Linked DNA regions of Homo sapiens: region 1 is linked to region 2. Evidence: chromatin loops called from intact Hi-C (ENCODE). Cell type or tissue: psoas muscle. All regions are shown on one strand. Each heading gives the region's core, and the rest is flanking DNA. Links, peaks and the distances in the headings are about the cores only.

Region 1 (10,645 bases), core at 1,092-9,091, 200 kb after region 2:
AATGACCAGTGATGAGCTTTTTTTCATATGTTTTTTGGCTGACTAAATGTCTTCTCTTGAGAAGTGTCTGTTCATATTCTTTGCACACTTTTTGATGGGGTTTTTTTTCTTGTAAATTTGTTTAAGTTCTTTGTAGATTCTGGATATTGGCCCTTTGTCAGATGGATAGATTGCAAAAATTTTCTCCCATTCTGTCGGTTCCTGTTCACTCTGATGATAGTTTCTTTTGCTGTGCAGAAGCTCTTTAGTTTAATTAGATCCCATTTGTCAATCTTGGCTTTTATTGCCATTACTTTTGGTGTTTTAGTCATGAAGTATTCGTCCATGCCTATGTCCTGAATGGTATTGCCTAGGTTTTCCTCTAGGGTTTTTATGGTTTTAGGTCTTACACTTAAGTCTTTAATCCATCTTGAGTTAATTTTTGTATAAGGTGTAAGGAAGGGATCCAGTTTCAGTTTTCTGCATATGGCTAGCCAGTTTTCCCAACACCATTTATTAAATAGGGAATCCTTTCCCCATTTCTTGTTTTTCTCAGGTATGTCAAACAGCAGATGGTTGTAGATGTGTGGAGTTATTTCTGAGGCCTCTGTTCTGTTCCATTGGTCTATATATCTGTTTTGGCACCAGTACCATGCTATTTTGGTTACTGTAGCCTTGTAGTATAGTTTGAAGTCAGGTAGCGTGATGCCTACAGCTTTGTTCTTTTTGCTTAGGATTGTCTTGGTTATGTGAGCTCTTTTTTGGTTCCATATGAAATTTGAAGTAGTTTTTTCTAATTCTGTGAAGAAAGTCAATGGTAGCTTGATGGGGATAGCACTGAATCTATAAATTACTTTGGGGAGTATAGCCATTTTCATGATCTTGTTTCATCTTATTCATAAGCATGGAATGTTTTCCATTTGTTTGTGTCCTCTCTTATTTCCTTAAGCAGTGGTTTGTAGTTCTCCTTGAAGAGGTCCTTCACATTCCTTGTAATTTGGATTCCTAGGTATTTTATTCTCTTTGTGGCAATTGTGAATGGGATCTATTTATTTTACTAGCTTTAGCCAAGTACTAGGGACATTACAGCAAAACCCACCTCATTTATTTTTTCAGAGGCTTCAATTACACAAAAAAACAGCACACACATTTTACAATATCAGAAAGTCAAATGGTGAGTTAAAAAAAAGTTTAGAAATAAATGGAAGGCCTGTGCTAAATTAAAGGTGATCGACGTTTTGTTCTGACTAAGTTGTCATGAAACTTTTGATGGCAATAAAATCAAATTGTGCATGCCAAAAATCATTTAACTCTTGAATCTTTTAGGTTTTCAACTTTTTAGACACTTGGGAATTAAAAAAATAGATTTCATGGAGTCTCTGGATCCTGGAAAAAACACAGTATCATTATTCTCTATGTCATTATCTAGTAGACAGTTATTACGTAATTTAATCATGAGTAATGCTAGCTTTCAGAATATTCTATGCCAATTGACTGTTTCATGAGTATTCAGGAAAAAAAACAGAAGACTAATTAAGCACAGTCACTTTGGTATTTTCATTTCATGGCTGAGTGGACTAAAGCATCCATCTCACATGTATATCTAACAATACTGAATGTTTACTACAAAATTATAACTTTCTAAAACAAAATATTCATTATTCAAGACAGATATAAAACTCACTTGTAATAATAGTTTACACTGTGTTTATCTTTAAAAAATGAAAAATTCATATCAGGATGAAATCAAGTAGATTATATCTGTAATTTTCATTAAGCAGATGTCATTGCAAAAGTAATATGTAGGGAAAGTGCCTGATGAGATTTGATGGCAATGCAATACATGCCATCCAAAGAGGCAGAATAATAAATTATTTGGCATATCATAACATTTTTATTTGTTATGTCTTATATTGCTTGTTATTTTTAATATTATCAGTAAAACAATAGACTTGATTCACTCACTTTGTATTTTCTACATGGTAAGAATGTTAAATGTTATCTTTTATAATATGTTAAGCCATGCTAATACTTACACTGTTCATTTTGCAAACAAGTTGATTTTGTTCTTCATTTTTCTTTCTAAGCTCAGTTTCCAGATCTAATATTTTAATTTGTAAAGCACTCTCTCTAGATGACATTTTCTCTATTTCTTCAGCAACCTGTAATTTTTATCAAAAGAGTAAAATAAAGTGCTTTCTTTAAAATATGATTTAAAGCCTTGACAGTTATATTGTACCTTTTTTCTAAACAGATATTACTTGTATGTTATATCCAAGTTTAAAGATGTTCTATCTTGAAGAAGCATATATAGCGTAAGTATATACTATACTTATCTTCGCAGCACTAAATATCTGCAAAATTGGCTTGAGATGGAAGAGATGTATACATTTTCACTGCTCCGTGACTTAGGTAGGTGTTTTCTCCAACAGTATATTTTAAAAACAGACTGAGACCAATTACCATTTTTATAGCATTTATATTCACCAGGGTGTTAAGAGCAGTGATGGAACATAGAAATTTCTTGTTAAATACTCATTATACACTTGGATTAATAGAATTGGGAGCAGGAATTGGTATACACACTTCCTACAAACACACACACACAAACACAGAGACTGGTTCTTCATTCATTCACTTCCAAACTGGTCTGAATTTGAATTTTCATATTTCTCTGGTTACTTATTTTAGCAGGAAGTCTAGCTTAGTTATGTTCATCTAAGGAATCAGATATGTTTCCTTCTAAGGAAGCCTATTTGTAAGAATGCTGGGTTGGAGCCACAAGAATGAGAGTAGAGGCAGGGACTGATCCAGGAACAAGGAGCTAGTGGAAAGGACTGTCCTCCAACCTAATTCCTATGAACTCGGTTCTAAGTTATTATAAAGATTTCTTCTGTACATATTCCAAGCACAATTATGCATGAGAGATGCCAGTGTGAGCTGAAGCTATGGGAGAAAGGGCCTTTAGGACAAACATTGACGCCCTTGGCGCCGTCCCCTCAGTGTGGGCAATGGTAACAGGGCAGTGATGGCACTCTCACGTGGGCAGAAACTACAGATAGCCCCATATTCCACTGTAGCAGGAGAGAAAGGAGAGGGCAGACATACCTCTGGGACTCTGAACTCTTCCTTTCAGGAAGGAATCTGAGAGCATACCTGGCATTTCCAAAATGCACTTAGGCTGAACCCTACACCAGACTATGAGAGTGCTGAGAGCTAAGGCCAGGTCTTATTCATCTTTGCATCTCAAGCACTAGCAGATTGCCTGATACTGAAGTATTCGTTGAATGCTAACCTAATGGATGTAACTGAAATTTAATATTGTATGTATTTATCTATGCAACAATATTTGTCAAAAGGGACTTGAACTTTACAGCTCACTGAATCCTGATCAAAACAAAAATTTTCAATTATTTGCACATTCAATTTGGTTGTATATAAAAAAGGTACAGGAGGAGATTATGTCTTCAAAGTGTTTTCCATCTCTGCCCTTTCCCCAGCCACATTACCATTTATCTAGTGAAGTAGCTCTAGCCTAGCAATGTATCTGTTTTGCTTGAAAAGGAAGATAGTTAAAGAAGAAAAATGTAATTGCTCCCTTCACCCTGTCATCAGGACAAAAACAATAACTACAGGTTGCAAGATGTTTAAAAAGATGACTCTTTGGTAAATGAATTAAAAAGTTTCTAAATAAAGGCCATGCATACCTTTTGTCTTCCTTCTTCTAAAGCAGCTTCCAGTTGTCTGGCCAATGCTGTATACTCTGCAGATTTCTCTTTAAACTTAAGATTGCTGTGCTTAAGACATTCTTCTTGGTTTGCCAGCTTCTTCTCAAGCTCTTTATTTTCTGCGTCCATCTGTTCTAATTTTCTTTTTACAGAAAACATATATTTTAAAATGTTAATGTGCAGAGAAATATGCAGCAGCAATGTTAAGTAATTTAATACTTACTGTTGAAGGTTTTCACACTTCAGCTGAATAAGACAGTTTTCCTCTTCCAGAGAAAGCTTTGTCAGAAGATTGTGATTTCCATCAACCTAAAAGAAAAAAAAAAGTTTTCTTAGTCATTTTCTTCACAATCAACTTCCAAAGAAATCCATATAATTTATTGTTAGAACAACCACAAGCAACGAGAAGGTATAAATGTTACTACTCTTACACAGAAAGACACCAAGAAAATGTTATATTGTTAAAATGGAAGTTTTAAATTCCTGGTTAAATTTAAAGAAGTTATGTTGCCTGTATTGGAAAATAACCAACTAAAAAAAATTCAGGATGATGGCTATTAAAACACTTTGAACAACACCTTATTGAAGAAAGATATTTATTTTGTTAAGTTGAAATAGGAAAATTTTAAGCAGTATTAATCTCCTATTTTTGGATACCTAGGGTTTCTCTTATGGTTTTCTGTTTCACCTAAAAATACTGATTAATAATTGAGTATCTGTGAAGTCGAAACTGTAAATAAAATACATATTTTTTTGAGAAGCAAAGTGAACAAATCAACCAAAGACACACTCACCCATGCCAAGACAGAATATTCTTCCCACTGCTTCAAAATCTGCTCTAAATAATGTAAGAAGCTTTGATTCAAGGAAAAAATTTTTTTCTCATAATTTCAATTAGTAATTTAGGCTAATCTATGTCGTTTGACATTTTACTAGAAAAATCTCTTCTCAGGAATTTAAACTAAAATTTTGTCTGCATATTTTTATCTAACTTTTAAGTTCAGGGGTACAAATGCAGGTTTGTTACACAGGTCAGCTTGTGTCATGGGGGTTTGTTGTACAGATTATTTCATCAATCAAGTATTAAGCCTAGTACCTGTTAGTTATTTTTTCTGATCCTCTCCCTCTTCCCACTCTCCACCCTCTGAAAGGCCCCACTGTGTGTTGTTCTTCTCCATGTGTCCACGTGTTCTCATCATTTAGCTCCTACTTTTTAAGTGAGAAAATGCAGTATTTTTTTTTGCAAAATTAAAATCCAGATCATATTTGGAAGATAGACAGGGAATGCTTCCTAAAACTGCCTTGAAAGTAAAAGAAAAAAGACTTGTCACCATCTTTGGACTGCTCCTTTAAAAAAAATTTCATTAATTAAAAAAATATTGAGTGCTTACTATGTGCTAGGCATTGAGCTAGGAGAAGGCTATGTGGCTACTAACAGGATACACATGATCCATATTCTGATGGTATAAAAAGTAAAACAGGAAAAAGAAACAGACTGAAAAATATCCCAAAAAACTTGACGTACAATTCTAATTAAAATAAATTCAATTTTTGTAATGTAAGTTTCAATAATTTACCTTATCCTTACATCAAGGAACATATATGTAAGTATAACTTTGCTCCTTCTCTCATTCTATTACCATGTCTTCAAATGTCTATAGATTTGCATGAATAAACTAAAATAAGAATTTTAATTACCAATTTTTCACCATAAAATACTAAAAGAATAGCTTGCAAAACTGTATTATAGTATCTGCATGAAAATGATGTTTTACGAACTAAGTAGATGGGAATTTAAAAATCAAGCCCTGACATGAGTGCCCTCAACTGGTGAAATCATTCCAAAGCATTCTTTTAACGCATCTAGCAAAACTCAGAAGGACGGCTGGACACCTGGCCCTGAAGCTCCCTAATGGTGTGTTCCTGGTCTGCACACTTCCCCTTGCAGCACTGCAGACTCTCCTGACACTCGTGAAGCCTCCGTTCCGCCGCCGTCAAGGAATCGCAGACACGCTCTAACTCCTTCAGATGAGACTCCATCTGGCCTCTCATCTGAGTTGTGGCAGTAGGGAAATAAGTGCAAGATCACACATTCAGCATTAATATTTTTATTATCTTAAATACTAGATATGCTTATAACGTAAGTATTTTAGGTATAATGGCTTTAAATAAGAACACAACTGAATAAATATTAAACTCTGTTAAATAAGAATGTATAACTAAAAAGTGGGGTAGACTTTAGTTTTCAAAAAGTTTGTTGAGCACATAAATAGGGTAAATTAGCTGACAGGGTGGATGTTTAACTAATTTTTAAGAGCAAATTTTTAAAATCCTGACATTATATTCAAGCATAGATTATCACTAATAACCATTACTAATAAAGCCGTAATTGTCTACTGCCCAGCTATAGGTTCTAAAGGAATTGTCACTTTTAGTCATTCAATCTTATAACTCAGATACTTACTTAAATTAGAGCAGCTTGCTTCACTCATCTTAGCCAAAACTGATAGGGTTTACTGTATATTATTTAAAAATTGCTAGTATCATCAGTTCTCACTTGCCTTTAATTTGGCCATTAATGTTACTATCAACAAATCTCTCTAATTTCATCTACATTAATCTGTTTTGGCTACTGCAGTTCCTCGCTGCAGCACTTTCGTGGAGATGTGAAAAGCAGCAACCTTAAGAAATGTTTGCACTGCTAATTACAAAAAATAGCCAGACTCTTTCCCTGAGACAGGAACACCTAATAGTTTCTGTGTAGTATCTGGCATTCTTGATCAGGAAAGATAATGCAGTATTTTTTTTTTTTTGCAAAATTAAAATCCAGATTATATTTGGAAGACAGACAGGGAATGCTTCCTAAAACTGTCTTGAAAGTAAAAGAAAAAAGACTTGTCGCCATCCTTGGACTGCTCCTTTAAAAAAAATTTCATTAATTAAAAAAATATTGAGTGCTTACTACGTGCTAGGCATTGAGCTAGGAGAAGGCTATGTGGCTACTAACAGGATACACATGATCCATATTCTGATGGTATATAAAGTAAAACAGGAAAAAAAAAAAACAGACTGAAAAATGTCTGTTTTAAGGACACTGAGGGATCCAGAACAAAGGATCCCTCAGTGTCCTTAAAACATCTTAGAGGCCATGAGAAAACCAGGAGACTTAAAACAGTGAAGTAAGAAAAAGAAAAATTTCATTAAAAAAATAGTTGTCTTGTTAAATACTAGTTAGAAAACATTGTGACCTCACAGTATCTGAAAAAGACAGGCTCCAACCCTTTCCGTCATTTGAACAGGATTGTAAAATATGCTTTTATTTACAGTGCTGCCTAGCAGAAAAGGAGACATTTGCACTGGTATGTTTCATGAGAAAATGAGACCAAAAGACATGAAATGGTTTATTCGCTGGCCTGCTAAAAATAGGTGAAAAGTAATTCCATGAAAGCAGTAAGTTGTGCATTCAGTGAGCTATCTTTATGTCTGTATAACTGGAGGACGCTTGCTCTGGCTGACCTCTTCTTCACATTATTGCCTTGCTCTGACTTCTCAATCCTAAGATAGGGAGCAACCCAGAGAGAGTAACCTTATTAGATTCAGATGGAAGCGACCACTAACATCGCATGACCTCTGCTGCCAGGAGTCAGCATCCTACAACTTTCACTGCTTCTTTACCAAAACAACACAAAAAACCAAACAGAGATGCGGTTTCATTTAAAAATTTTAAAATATTCACAAAAACATCATAACTCGCCAACACTGGCCTTCCCTTCATTCTGTTGCAATAGAACAAATAAAAGGAAATGATCGTTTTTTAAAAGATATTATTTTTCTTCAAAAATGCATTTAGCAGATATTGGCTTTGCTTTTGTAGACGTAAAACATTTATAACCAGAAAAAAAGGGTGAGATTAAAAATGAGAGATACTTAGGTTTGTATACTTATGATTGATAACCATTTTTTGAGCTATTTAAAGTCTGCTCTTGCATCAGAAAAATTAAACATTTATGCTATTTTCCAAATATTAACAAAAAAGTGAAAAAACATTCACATAAACAAACAACATTTCCAGCCTGGAAGAAACATTATTTCCTTGGAAAACAAACTCTTACAGAGGCTAAGACTAGCCCTTTCCTAAGTATGAACTAGAGAAAATGACCAAAATGAATGAATTTGTGTACTATTCATAAAGTAAAAAATATATAAAATATTATTTATTTGAAATTCCAAACGTACCTTCTCTACATTTTTATTTTTGGTTTTTGTTATTTGGTTATTTTTATGTAGCAAATTTTCACATCTGCTTTTTACTATTTCAGCTGCTTCTTGCAACTTTTGTACCTGAAAATAAAGTATTAGAGAAACATATTATTTTTAGAATCATAACATGAGATAAAAATCTAAAATTTAAAATTTCATTTTAAACAAGTCATTATTTTCCTATCAATATCCTTGACTGGTTCATCTAATGTTATTACTTCTTTAAATATGGAATCACTCAGTGCTCTACTCTAACCCACAATCTTTGTCTGATTTACCTGTCTTCTCTCATCAATACTTCTAAACTCTCCACTTGAGCTTTGAAGACTACAAAGATTTTCATTTGCAGATCAATGTCACTTCAAAGAATCAGTCTCTGGTCCAAACTAGCTTCCATTTAAATTATTTTTCCCACCAAATCAAAATCTGCTAAAAAAAAAAAAAAAAATTCTAGGCCCTGCACCCAGAATATGGTCACTCAACCACAGTATTCCTGCTGAGGGATTAAACCCAAATAACCAGCTGGAAGACCCTGATGAATAACAAGTCCCACAGTCCACCACAACCTCCATTCCTACCTCAGACCTGGATGACTGAAATATTCTAACTGGATGTCTCAACTTAATTTTCCCATCTAATCCATCGAGATGCAGCCCCTTCCTACTTGCCCACACTTTGGCCCCCTTAAGCTTTCATCCTTAGTTCATTCTTTTTTTTTTTTTTTTTTTTTGAGATGGAGTCTTGCTCTGTTGCCCAGGCTGGGAGCACATTGGTGCAGTCTCGGCTCACTGCAACCTCCACCTCCTGGATTCAAGCAATTCTCCTGCCTCAGCCTCCTGAATAGCTGAGACTACAGGTGCATGTCACCACACCTGGCTAATTTTTGTATTTTTAGTAGAGACAGGGTTTCACCATGGTGGCCAGGCTAGTCTCGAACTCCTGACTTCAAATGATCCGCCCACCTCAGCCTCCCAGTGGATTACAGGTGTACGCCACTACACCCAGCCAGTTCATTATTCTTTAATTCAAACTCTCTCTGACCAGTGTGTTAACCATCATGCAAGGACCTGCATAAGTCCCATCTTATGAAGTTTTTTCTTGAATACTACATTTCCAAAAAAATAAAGGTTTTCTATAAATTACCATTGAACACATGGTCTATTTCATATATATTGTCATATGTTCTTTTCTTGGTCTTTCATGTGAATAATCTGAATTATACTTTATTTCTTGAGAAAGGAGGCATAATGAACTTTAATGACCCTAGAAGGGAGTCATTAATCTAAATCAATACCATTAAATACACATGATGACAAACAAATATAACCAAGATTAACAAGAATACATTAAGGGTCACATTATACCGATGTAATTCATTTTAAATCTACTTTTAGGAATATCCAGTATATCCATATGCAGTGTTTGAATCAGGAATCAGCAGAATCATCTATTTATAAAGATGTGTGGGACCTTAAGAAATATTTGAGACACACCATATTATAACCCACAATGATAGCCCCACCTCTCTTCAGTTCTATTTATTTAGATTACAAAGAAATAGTGTTTTAAATTGTCTACCAATTTTAGTAAACACTAAAATAAATGCAGTAGTCACCTGAGTTTTATACATTTCAATAAGGGTTTTCTGTTTTTTTTCTACTTCTTGCAATTCTGAGAGTTCATTTTCAACAGATACAACTTCATCCTTCAAAGCAGCAAGTGTAGTCTAGCAAAAAAGATATAGATTTTATAAGTCATTAGAATACATTTATACTCCAGTGCTACAGAATTATTATAAAAACATAACTCATGTATTAACAAAGTTGATAAAATAATTATTTTTTATTTCATGCAATACCATCTAAAATTTAGGAATTTCACAAAGCTAGTGACTAATAATTATGAACATCCTTATTAAGATTTACACAGGACATATTATTTTTAAAACTTTCTAAATTTACTGACAAAAAAACTTGGAAATGTGCCTAGATATGAAAAATCAATAGAATACAGAGGTTACTGGAAAAGAAAAATACACAAAAATTATACTTAATACATGATAAAGGTTAGATTTTTAAATCAATGGAGGAAACATGGACAACTAAATAAATGACAATAAGACAACTGTTTAACTATTAGGAAAAAAACAGGTTAACTACCTGCCTCAGCCCAACACTAAAGAAGCATCAAATGAATTAAATAAAAACTTTAAAAATTTTCAGACAATTCAGATAAAACTGTATTTCATTTCAGGATAGCAAAAGTCCTAAAGAGCATAAAATTAAAAGAAGATATGTAGAAATGTAAAAGTCTGAGATTTTATCTTCCTTGCAAGCTTACTAGTTAGTCTACTGCAATTTCATGGATGCTAACAGAAGGTACAAGATTCCTAGGTCAGAGACAGGGGACTTATTACTCACAGCAATAAGAGTAGCAAGACTGTCAGCATTTGTATCAGTTTGCTGAGCCCCAGTTCCCACAGAGCAACCCAGAGGCCAGATGGCAACTGTATATGCAGTCAAATGCATTACAGAAGAACAAACCTGAGTTTAGGGAACCCAAATTTCTTATAGCAGGCAGTGAGCATGCCTACCCATACTCCTAAGGGAGACACGGTTACCATATTCCAAGGATATCTACTATACAAACATCCTTCAAAAGACAGTCTACATGGACAA
Region 2 (10,645 bases), core at 1,833-9,832:
TACATGCCAAAAACTTCTCTAAGTCATGACAGCTTTACAGATTTTGCTCTTTACTAGCTACTAAGATCGAGAAATAGTAAAATTTCTGTTCTTTCCTCTCAAAATAACTGAAAAAAGAGTTTTCATCACAGCAGTGGACATAAAGTTGGATGATTCAGGGAGCAAAGTAGTACTGTCACTAACTTACTTGCAATTAATTTTTCAGACTATTAATTCAACTCAGGTGGTAGTTATATAGCTAAACCAGCATGAAGCATACTACAGGTTGAGCACCCCCAATCTAAAAATCCAAAGTCCTAAATGCTCCAAAATCTGAAAGGTTTTGAGGGCTGAAATGATGCCATACTGGAATCATTTTACACCTGACTTTATGGGTCACAGTCAAAACTTCATTTCATGCACAAAATTACTAAAAATATTATATAAAATTAACTTCAGTCTATGTGTATAAGGTATATATGATACATAAGTGAATTTCATGTTTTGACTTGGGTCCCATCCCCAAGATATCTCATTATATATATGCAAATATTCCAAAATCCAAAAAAATTCAAAATCCCAAACACTTCTGGTCTCAGGCATTTTAGATGAGCAGTACTCAACCTGTAGAGCTTTTGGTTAAATTCTAAGCATTCAAGCAATTCATGCAGTGCAAGGGAGATAAATGCTTAAGAACTTCATTTAATCAAAGTGTCTAGAGTCCAGTCAGTAGGAGGGAAGAAAAATACATCTAAACTAGTCTGTCCTAGTAATACCACAGAGAATGTTAAACTATTGCCTAGCTTAGTAAAGTTCCTGGCACATACTAGTGTTAGATAAAGATTTTCAAGTGAACTAATGAATCAGATAATCTTCAGTCAATGAAAGTATCAGGTGGTCTTGAGTTTCAACAAATACATAACTTATCTAGCATCTTCTACCTATACACTCATCCCAAAATCAAGAAAAGTCAAGTCTCCCCAACCTCTGCTTGTTAAACATGGTTTAAAGGCCTTTCCAAATCTGGTCTCTGTTTATCTCTCCAGCTCCAGCTCCAGTCACTGCTTCCCTAGAATGTGTACTCCAACCAACTTCATTTCTTTCAGGCCCTCAAATGCACTGTGCTGTCTCACTTCTGAGCTTTTTATTGTTCCTTCTGTCTGGTAAATTTCATGTTCTTTTCAGTAAGGTCTCAGTCTAGATTTCATTTCCTTTGGTTACCTTTTCCTTCCAGTATTATCCTTTCCTCCCCTACCCACCCACCCAAGACTGCTAGGTGCCCCTCATGTATATATCCTCCTCTCATTTCGTTATACTTGGTTGTTTCATTTGCTATTTCCTTTATTAGACTGGAGAGCAGCAACTGTGGATCTGTCATACTCAATCATTGTATCTCTGCTGCCTAGAACCACACTGGGCCCATAGTTGGAGCTCAGTAAACATGTGTTGAATAAATACGTTAATGAATGATGAATAAATGAATGACAGAATAATGTTAGCCTTTTATGAGAATGAAAATAAAATTGTCTTTACTTCTCATTAGAGTTACAAATTCTAAAATAAGTCATAGTTGGAAGGCATGGCAAGGAAACTAGCACAGCTATTCTAATTCCCATAATAACATTTACTTTTATTCTGCCGTTCACAAATTACCAAGTAGAATGTCTAAATGACACTCAAAAGTACTTTCCATAAATTAGATTTACTCTCCCTGAGACATCAGCTTATTTTAAAAATTTATTTGAACACAAATATAACTAAGCAACTTTAAAAAATAGAATTTCGTGCCATCTAGGAAATAGATCTTTATATTCCAAAATTCCTTTTTGGTTATAAAAGTCTTTAATTACCATAATAGCCTGCCTCAGAGACCTTCTGATAATATGTCAAATTAAGGTATCTAAAGCTGACTTTGAGATTTCATTAATTTTATTAATTCTACAAATTCACGTTAGGCAACCCATATAAAAGACCCCACAAAAGAAAGTGTCGTAAAGATCCACTTTTAAACTGGAACTGTTTTTGGGTGACTAATAAGAACTGTGATTTTAAAAAGCGCTCCCTCTCTTACAAAACATCACCACAAAAGGAAAATAAAACTCAGGGATTTCATCAGAGACTCTAAGGTTTAATTCAGTGGCCTGACATTATAAATCAGCTACTTCTTCCAAATCCAGCCCCCCCGCCCCACCCCGCCTCAAACTCCGAAGGGTTGGTGGCATTATTTTTCAAAGGGAAAAATTCCAAATTATTTATGAAAATTGGATTTTCTAGAAACAATTTTTTCAGTCCAATCATTAGCTATCTTTCCCAAGTTTGCATGTGTGGTTGGAGCTGTGAGTTCTGTAATCTGATGTAATTATGAATTACCCTTAATTCTCTGCAGCCCATCCCCAGTGGCCCCTGTAACAGAACAAATTGGATATTATGAGATAACCAAGGGCTGCAAGGCCTCTGGTGGTCATGGGAGACAAACACCTTCATCCAGAACCTGCTACTTATCCCCATGTCTCTGCACAAGGGTTCTCTTCCCATTCCACGTTTTATAATTTTTCTTCAGAAGTTCCTCCGGTGCAATCCATTCTATTTGGTTTCTCTGCCTCCCTCCCCCCAAATCATCTGGACCCAATTTACAAACCCCAAACTGCCCAAGAATTTATGCAGGGCCTTTTCTGGGAGCGTCTGGAAGGGAAGTGTAAACCAGACAAGACAAAACCCAGGAGCAGATCTGCTTTAACTCCGGTGGTTGGTCACAACTACCAAGGGGAGTGTTAGTCACCAGCGTGGGCCTCGCGCGGTGGCAGAGGGAAAGCCCTCGGGGCAGGAGCTGCAGGAGGGCCGCATGCGGAGGCTGGCTGGGCAAGAAGTGGAGGGCCTCACTCCGCCTCTCCTGGAGTCTCCAGGCTGGCAGGGCTAGAGCCTCTCTGCATCCGCCCCTGATCAGCGGGAAGATCTGTCAGTTCCGCAGGATCGGCTGCAACCCCCGACTCTCCAGGCTGGTCCACACAGAGGGATGTTTATCGAGAACAGTGGCGGGAAATCTTCTGCCTGGGAACCCCATGCGACCTGCGTGAGCCGCTCTGAGAAGGCAACCCGCAGAGCTTGACCTCTACTCGCTCCAGGGACTCCCCAGCCTCCAGCACCCCGCTGCCCGCACGGGGTTGAGGAGATTGGGAGGTTTCCTCTTCACTGTTGCATGGGGATGGGGGTGTGCGGGGAGGTGCATGTGGTCAGCTGGGAAGCCCAGCAGCGAGGCTTCCAGGGGTCGGAAGAGAGCGCGCGCGCGAGCCCCAGCCAGGCTGGGCTGCACGCGGCTGGGAAGCACATGTTCATACAAACACGACCACAAGGCGCTCTTTCTCCGCACCCTGCCTCCGCCTGCCCTCAGCTGACACGGTCAATTCTGTTCCTTGCCCTCCTCCCACCTAGCCTCCTGAGGGGCAGCCTCTCTGCAGAAGACTTCCACAGCCGCGTTCACCCTTCTCGCCCAGGGGCCAGAAGCAAACTTGTGTAACCCACTGACCTCTTCCAGGGGGACCAGGGCATCCAGCCAAAGCCGCGCAACCCCTGGTCCGAGCCCTTTTCCCAGGGAAGGCATGGGAGCAGGTACAGCGCCCAAAGGGGAGGTGGGGTGCCCGTCAGGACCCGCCCAAAACCTCCGCAGGAGGGGCAGGCCCGCCCCCGTGTCCTGCTCCCCTCCCCAGTCCCCGCCGCGAGTGCCACTTCCCCAGTGACAGGGCAATGATCAGGGCGCAGCCTCGGCTCGGATGGGCAACGTTTGTTGGCCTTCTAACCAGAGGGGATTGCCTCTGAGCCCGTGGGTAAAACAACCCCCCGACGCCCGAGGTTCTGCAGCCACCCCCTTCCCCCCGCTGGCGACCCTTCCTCACGCCTGAGTCCAGTGGTCCAGGCTGCGCACACTGACCCTGGGGGACCTCTAGCGTCACAGCAATCGCCAGGCTGGACGCCCTGAGAAGCACCTCGGGGAAGCAGGACCTCGACAGGGCCCTGCGGGAGGAGAAGGGGAGGAGGGCGCGAGGGCGGCGGGAGCTGGAGCCAGAGAGATCGTCGGAGCCCAGCTCTGGAGCTTAGGGAGCCGCTGCCCTGGACCTCGGGACTCGCGCCAGCGAGCTTTTCCTCTCGAGCCAAAAGATCGCTTTAGCATAAACTGTCTGAGATCTGCTGGCACGAGGCATCCTTTCAAACACGGTATTTTGCAAGCTGAGAAGACAAGGGGAAGATACCGCGGGTACTCGGCCGCTCCTAAAGCCAAAAAGTGCCAAGGAGCCGGACTTCAGATCTCCATCAGGCTCAGCAGAACCAGGGGGTGGAGAGAGGGGTTGGTCTAACCCCTACCCTACCCGGCGGGTGGGCTACTTACGTTTTTGCCGTGGGGGAGACTTTTCCACGCCTTGTTCTGTGGGCTCTTAAATGCATTTGTATGCATTTGTCCGTGCAGCAAAGCGCTAACGGAAAACAGAAGCCAACTCTGAACTGCTTAGGGTGCAGGTACTGTCCATGAAAAAGGGAAAAAACAATCACATGAAAACCATGCTTCAAACCCGCAACAAGAAAAAAAGGAGGGGAGGGGGTGAAGTCGGGAGGAGGTAGGAAATAGCACCCGAAGGGGAGGACAGGCTTCCTAGCTCTCTGGCTCGGTAACGAACGAGCCCAGGGTTGCGCTCCCCGGGGAGGGCGGGCGAGGAGGTAAACCTCACTGGGAGGCCTCGGGGCGCCGGCGGCAGCGGGAGCCGGGCTGCTAGTGCAGCACTCAAGTTCACTTGCGGTTCAAAGGCGACTCTGTGACTCCAGTGGAGTCCTCTGCTTTGGGCCTGGGAGGAGAAAGGGGTGGGGGTAGGGAAGGAGATGAAGTGGGGGAGGAAGTCCTTGGAAACAGCCCGCGCCCGAACGTTTGTCAAACAAGCACACACACCCACTTCGGAAATCAAGTCGGTGCGAGGGGGCCGGTGGCAACTGCAGGCGCTCGGCGTTGACTGCCGCCGGCTGCTTTGCCTGGAAGAAGAGGAGCCAAGCAAATCCGGCCGGTGTTAAATTTCACCGCTCACTGACTTGCAATGACATCACCAAACACTGCGCACACCTCCCCCTCTGCCCCCGCAACCTTCCCCGACCCAGCGTCCGGCCCAGGCGCCCCCGTTCGCCAGCCCTTCGGGGTCGGGCTGGGCCACCGCACCCCGGGCGCGCTCGCCTCCGCCTGGGTACGACCCGGATGGTCTCCTTTCCCACTTATAGGCAGCTAGTATCCTTCCTTCCATACCATGTTCATGCTCCATTCCCCATCTCAGCAGTCCCCAATTTGATGTTTCCCTCTTGCTTCTCTCTCATCCCCAATCTTTTTCTCTACCCTTTTCACCCACATCTTCTGAAATCACACTTAGAGGAGGCCTTCATTACCCTGCGACCTTCTTGCCTTCTTTGCAGTTAGGCCAGTGGCCTACGTGGTATTATTAAATGACTTTAACTGTCCTCATTTCTACCTTTCCTCCCTTTACTCCTTCCTTTCAGTCTGTCCCCCTTACGACCTTCTACTGACTTTTCTCCTGTAATTCACCTTTCTGCCTTTTCCTGTCTACAAGTATTACTGGTTCACAGCAAGAGCACACCACACACACTACAGTCACACAGTCTCTCTCTCTCTCACACGCACACACCACTACCTTAACAATTTGAATACCTTCTCCAACTTTTGTAGCAAATTTCTTCTTTTGATACAAGTCTCTATGCCCCCATGGCCTTATACTAAGAAATCCACCTTCTGATTTTTGCAAAAACAAAAACAAACAAACAAACAAACAAACAAACAGAAAACAAACGTTCTGATTTTATCTTCCTTATTAATAAGACTGGAAACTCCAAGAGGCCAGGAATCTATTGTGTTGTTCATAGTTGTGTTCTTAGCACCTACCTGGCATATCTGTTGAATGAATGCTGCATATCACTGAGAATCATTGCTCCAAATTTTTCTTGTCTAGCCTGTGTGCCTTCCAGAGCTAATGACCCTTCCACATGCTGAAAGGGATCCCACATTACACACACATTATAAAGGTTAAAGTGATCATATTGGTGAATGACAATGATTGATGTGACTCTCAAGCTTGGTAATTTTTTAAATGCAAGAATATAGAAATTCATTATGCCCCCCTCAATTTTTTGACTGTTTATTTTGAAATAATTTTAGATTATAGAAAGTTGCACAATAGTACAGAGTTCCTATATATACTTCCCTCAGCTTCCCCTAATGTTAACAACTTACATAACCAAATTACAGTTATCAAAACTGGACAATTGGGCTGGGTGTGGTGGCTCATGCCTGTAATTCCAGCACGGCAGGCCAAGGCGGGCAGATAACCTGAGATCAGGAGTTCGAGACCAGCCTGGTCAACATGGTGAAACCCTGTCTCTACTAAAAATACAAAAATTAGCCAGGCTTGATGGTGCACGCCTATGATCCCAGCTACTCAGGAGGCTAAGGCAGGAGAATCGCTTGAACCAGGGAGGCAGAAGTTGCAGTGAGCTGAGATCACGCCACTGCACTCCAGCCTAGGAACAGAGTGAGACTCCAACTCAAAAAAAAAATAATAATAAAAAATAAAAAATAAAATCCCTGGATAATCAACACCAATATAATGCTAATAACCAATCTATACATCTTATTAAATATTGTCAGTTTTCCCATTAATGACCTTTGTCTGGTCCAGGATTTTACTCAGGATCCTACACTGTGTTTAATAAACTAACACAGTGATTAACTGAATTATTAGGTTTCCTTAGTCTCCTCCCATCTGTGGCAGTCCTGTCTTCCTTTGTCTTTCACGAACTCAACACTTTTGAAATGCACTGAGCAGTCATTTTGTGGAGGGTTCCTCAATCTGGATTTGTGTGACATAGTCTCATGATTGGGTGCAGGTTGTGTATTTTGGTCATAAATAACATTGAAGTGATAGTGTGCCCTTCTCGGGGCATCAATCTCAGGTGTACATGATGTTAATATGTCACCTACTAGTGATATTCACTTTGATCACTTAGTTAAGGTGCTCATCTCACAGGATTTGCCATTGTAAAATCTTCCCCCAGTTTTTGTAACAAATAACCACAGATTTCTGAAATATTCCTAGAAATCCAGGACTGAGGGAAGGCAGCCGTTCTTAAATGCCCTTAATTTCTGTTTTTTCTGCTTTTTCCTACTAGTCAGCTAAAGAAGGACAGCTAATTTGGTTTGATGGAAAGAACAATAGATGAAAATTGAGTAGACTTAAGTAACTCAATCTCTGTCTCCATTTTTCCATCAGATACACTTCAGGAATAAAGTCTTTTTTTCTGTTTGCAATATTGAGTCTGAAGAATAGAATGCTGTAGGAAATGAAGTTTTTAAAATGTATTTCAGGTTGAGTATAAGAAGATGACAGTTGCTAGTTAGAGTTAGTGGAACCTTTATCATGCAGAAGATTCCAAAGAGCACACATACCTTCAGACAGAGTACTTTATTTGGGGAGAGGAGGCATTTGTCCAGTAAAAGATAAACAATATAAGTTTTAACTGCTATAGACATTATAGGATGATGGAGATTAGCATAGATCAATTGATCAAGACAGATTAAGCAGACACCTTGTGACTTAGCTGGTCCATGAAAAGCAAAAAGGATTTACAAAGATAGAGAGGAGAAAGGTGGTATGATTGGAAGTGGAGAGTAGATGACTAACAGCAAATGAACCAAGAAGAGTATATCTAAATTATATCCAGAGGAATGGAACAGACTCATCAGACTGGATTAGACGTTTGTGCATTGGAAGAGAGGTTGAAGGCAAACTATGAAAATCCCTGAATGTCAGGATAAGGGTTCATTTATCATATTACCAACTATGTGCCTAGAATTCTTCTGGGCACTGAGTTACAGCAGTGGACAAAATACATGAAAATCCTTCCCTTTATGGAGTTTAAATCCTACTGCTTAAGATTTATGCCTACAGCCAATAAAAAACTATTAGACTTTCGATTTCTCCATACTCCCATTTTAAGATGAGTCAGCATCAGATGCCAGGATTGAAAAGGGGATAAGTTAGGTGTAGATGTTGAGATAGGTTCCGACTATAATCGGAATGGTAGGAAAGCTAAATAAGAAAATCATTACTAAAATAAATCAATATCTGATAACTGGTTAGATTGGGAAGGGAGAAGGCATAGATGAAATTGAAAGCCTGAATGATAAAGAAATTATGATATTGGCCAATGTCAAAGGGTCAGAAAACTAATTCACACTGAGACATATTATATTATGTTTAAAACCATGGTAAGACATTCTTTTGGAGCTATTCAATAGAGCAGAAGAGAGAGAGTTCAGGAGAGAGGCCAGAACTAGAGTGTTAGATTTCTTCATCATCTGCACAAAATGGTATTTGAAGCCTTGACAGTAGAGTCTATTTTTAAAGAAGAGACTATCAAAACAGAGAATAGAGCACCAAAGATATAAACTTAGACTCCAGAAAGTGAAAGGAAACAGTACAGAACTAAAGGAGATAGAACAAGAGGCATATAACATTATTTAAATAATAGTATAGGGGCTCAAAAACAATATAGCAAATACTTCATAATGCTTACTATGCATCAGTATTTATTCTGCTTATTATAAACTTATTTTATCCCTTAAAATTCTATTAAATTAGATATTATTTATCTTCCTTATAAAGAGAAGAAAATAAAGGATTAAATAGCCTGAGATTATAAAACTGAATTTTTCTTTTTCTTTCTTTTTTGTTTTATTTTTGAGATGGAGTCTTACTCTGTTGCCCAGGCTGGAAGGCAGTGACAGGATCTCGGTTCACTTCAACCTCCACCTCCTGGGTTCAAGCAATTCTCCCACCTCAGCCTCCTGAGTAGCTGGGACTACAGGTGTGCACCACCATGCCTGGCTAATTTTTTTGTATTTTTTGGTAGAGATGGGGTTTTGCCATGTTGGCCAGGCTGGTCTTGAACTCCTGATCTCAAGTGATCCACCCGCCTCAGCCTCCCAAAGTGCTGGGATTAAAAGCAAAGAGTGAGCCACCATACCTGGCCTGATCATCAATATTTAAACCAATTCAGACTGGCTCTCGATGAAGTCCATGCTCTCAATAATTTCTCTCTCTCTCTCTCTCTCTCTCTCACTCACTCTCTCTCTCCTTATAAGGATATAAGATTCAGTATGTAATGAAGGTGGTATTTCAAAACTATATAGAAAGGAAGACCTGCTTTACAAATAGTGCTGAAACAATTCATCTTGAGGAGGAAAAAGTTATCACTACCTCATGCTGTATACCAAAGGAAACTCCATATACATTAATGGGCTACAAAAATATTAAATTCTGTAAAGATTTAGAAATAAATATATGTAAAAATTTCTTCTTTAGAGGTGAGGAAGTCTCTTTTAAGAATAAAAGCACATGACAAAACCAAAAAGATTATTTATATTTACTAATTTATCTAATATTTATGGGACAGCAATAGGTTCCAGACACTTTGCTAAAAACTGGGGATGAAAATCATCAAGCAGATTCATCCCTGCTCTGGAAGATATGCAGTCTCTCAGAAAGACAAAGCTGAATGCAGTGCAATTTAAAATTTCCAAGTCATAAAATAAAGAAACAAAAATCTCACACAATATAAACAAATGAAAAGACAAATGACAAACTGAGGTAGCATAAAAATGCTACCAACTTTAACAGAGAACCTAATTTATTTGTAGTACATGGCAGACAATTAACATCTTTAATAAACTTTTATGTTGAAATAATTTCAAATTTATACCAAAACAGTGTGAAAAATTTCTGTATGCCCTTTCCCCTATATTCAGCAATGTTAAGATTTTACCACATTGATGTTATTATATTCTCCCTCTTTCTCTTTCTCCCCGAAATGTTTGAGAGTAATCTGCAGGCATTATGCTGATTAACCCCTTCAGTATACACCATCTGTGTGTATTTCCCAAAAATAAGGATATTCTTTTCCACAACCACAGCTCAATGATCAAAATTAGGAAACTAATACTTACACAGCACTATTATTTAATGTATGGAGCTATTCAAATTTCATAAATTATTTCTGTTTCTCATAGGAAACTCCCCCTTCTTTTTCCTGCTTCAGGATCACATCGTGTATTTAGTTGCATTTAGTCTCCTTTGATCTGGAAAAGTTTCCAAGGCGGAGTGACAAACCCATCACTATTTGCCCAACTTTCCTGCTTTTGGCACTGAAAGTTCTATGTTTTGGGAACCCCACTCAGTCCCAGGCAAACTTGAATGGTTGGTTATTTCATGACCTTGACCATTTTTAAACAGTTCAGATTTTATTAATTATTTTTGTAGAATGTCAAGATCTTTAATATGTGAAGATTTATATATATATATATATTATTATACTTTAAGTTCTAGGGTACATGTGCACAACGTGCAGGTTTGTTACAAATGTATACATGTGCCATGTTGGTGTGCTGCACCCATTAAGTCATCATTAACATTAGGTATATCTCCTAATGCTATCCTTCCCCCATCCCCCACCCCACAACAGGCCCCAGTGTATGATGTTCCCCTTCCTGTGTCCCAGTGTTCTCATTTTTCAATTCCCACCTATGAGTGAGAACATGCAGTGTTTGGTTTTTTGTCCTTGCGATAGT

Evidence for each region. Hi-C counts contacts between places; a loop is a spot of excess contacts. Peaks named below come from ENCODE experiments on the same cell type or tissue, not always from the same donor. Only the 100,000 strongest peaks of a DNase experiment are listed, where the experiment ranks them.
Region 1: it touches region 2 in a loop (2.5-fold over the local background); 3 of 110 quality-filtered maps call a loop at or near these places.

What each region holds. Positions count from the first base shown.
Region 1 is chr1:86,350,844-86,361,488 of GRCh38, forward strand. It overlaps ODF2L (outer dense fiber of sperm tails 2 like), which reads right to left. Exons shown (of 17, transcript NM_001366781.1): 11 at 9,583-9,693; 12 at 7,944-8,048; 13 at 5,601-5,759; 14 at 3,931-4,016; 15 at 3,687-3,849; 16 at 2,016-2,141. It overlaps MIR7856 (microRNA 7856), which reads right to left and starts at 6,844; the gene lies at 6,789-6,844. In psoas muscle, for the core only: a CTCF peak has its summit at 5,536 (motif pointing left); no DNase peak of the experiment used is centred there.
Region 2 is chr1:86,151,981-86,162,625 of GRCh38, forward strand. It overlaps COL24A1 (collagen type XXIV alpha 1 chain), which reads right to left and starts at 4,792. Exons shown (of 60, transcript NM_152890.7): 1 at 4,361-4,792. The coding sequence starts at 4,416. RefSeq lists an enhancer at 918-1,087 and a cis regulatory region at 1,003. In psoas muscle, for the core only: no CTCF peak of the experiment used is centred there; DNase peaks (open chromatin) are centred at 4,001, 4,721 and 4,961; H3K4me3 peaks cover 2,697 bases; H3K27ac peaks cover 1,832 bases.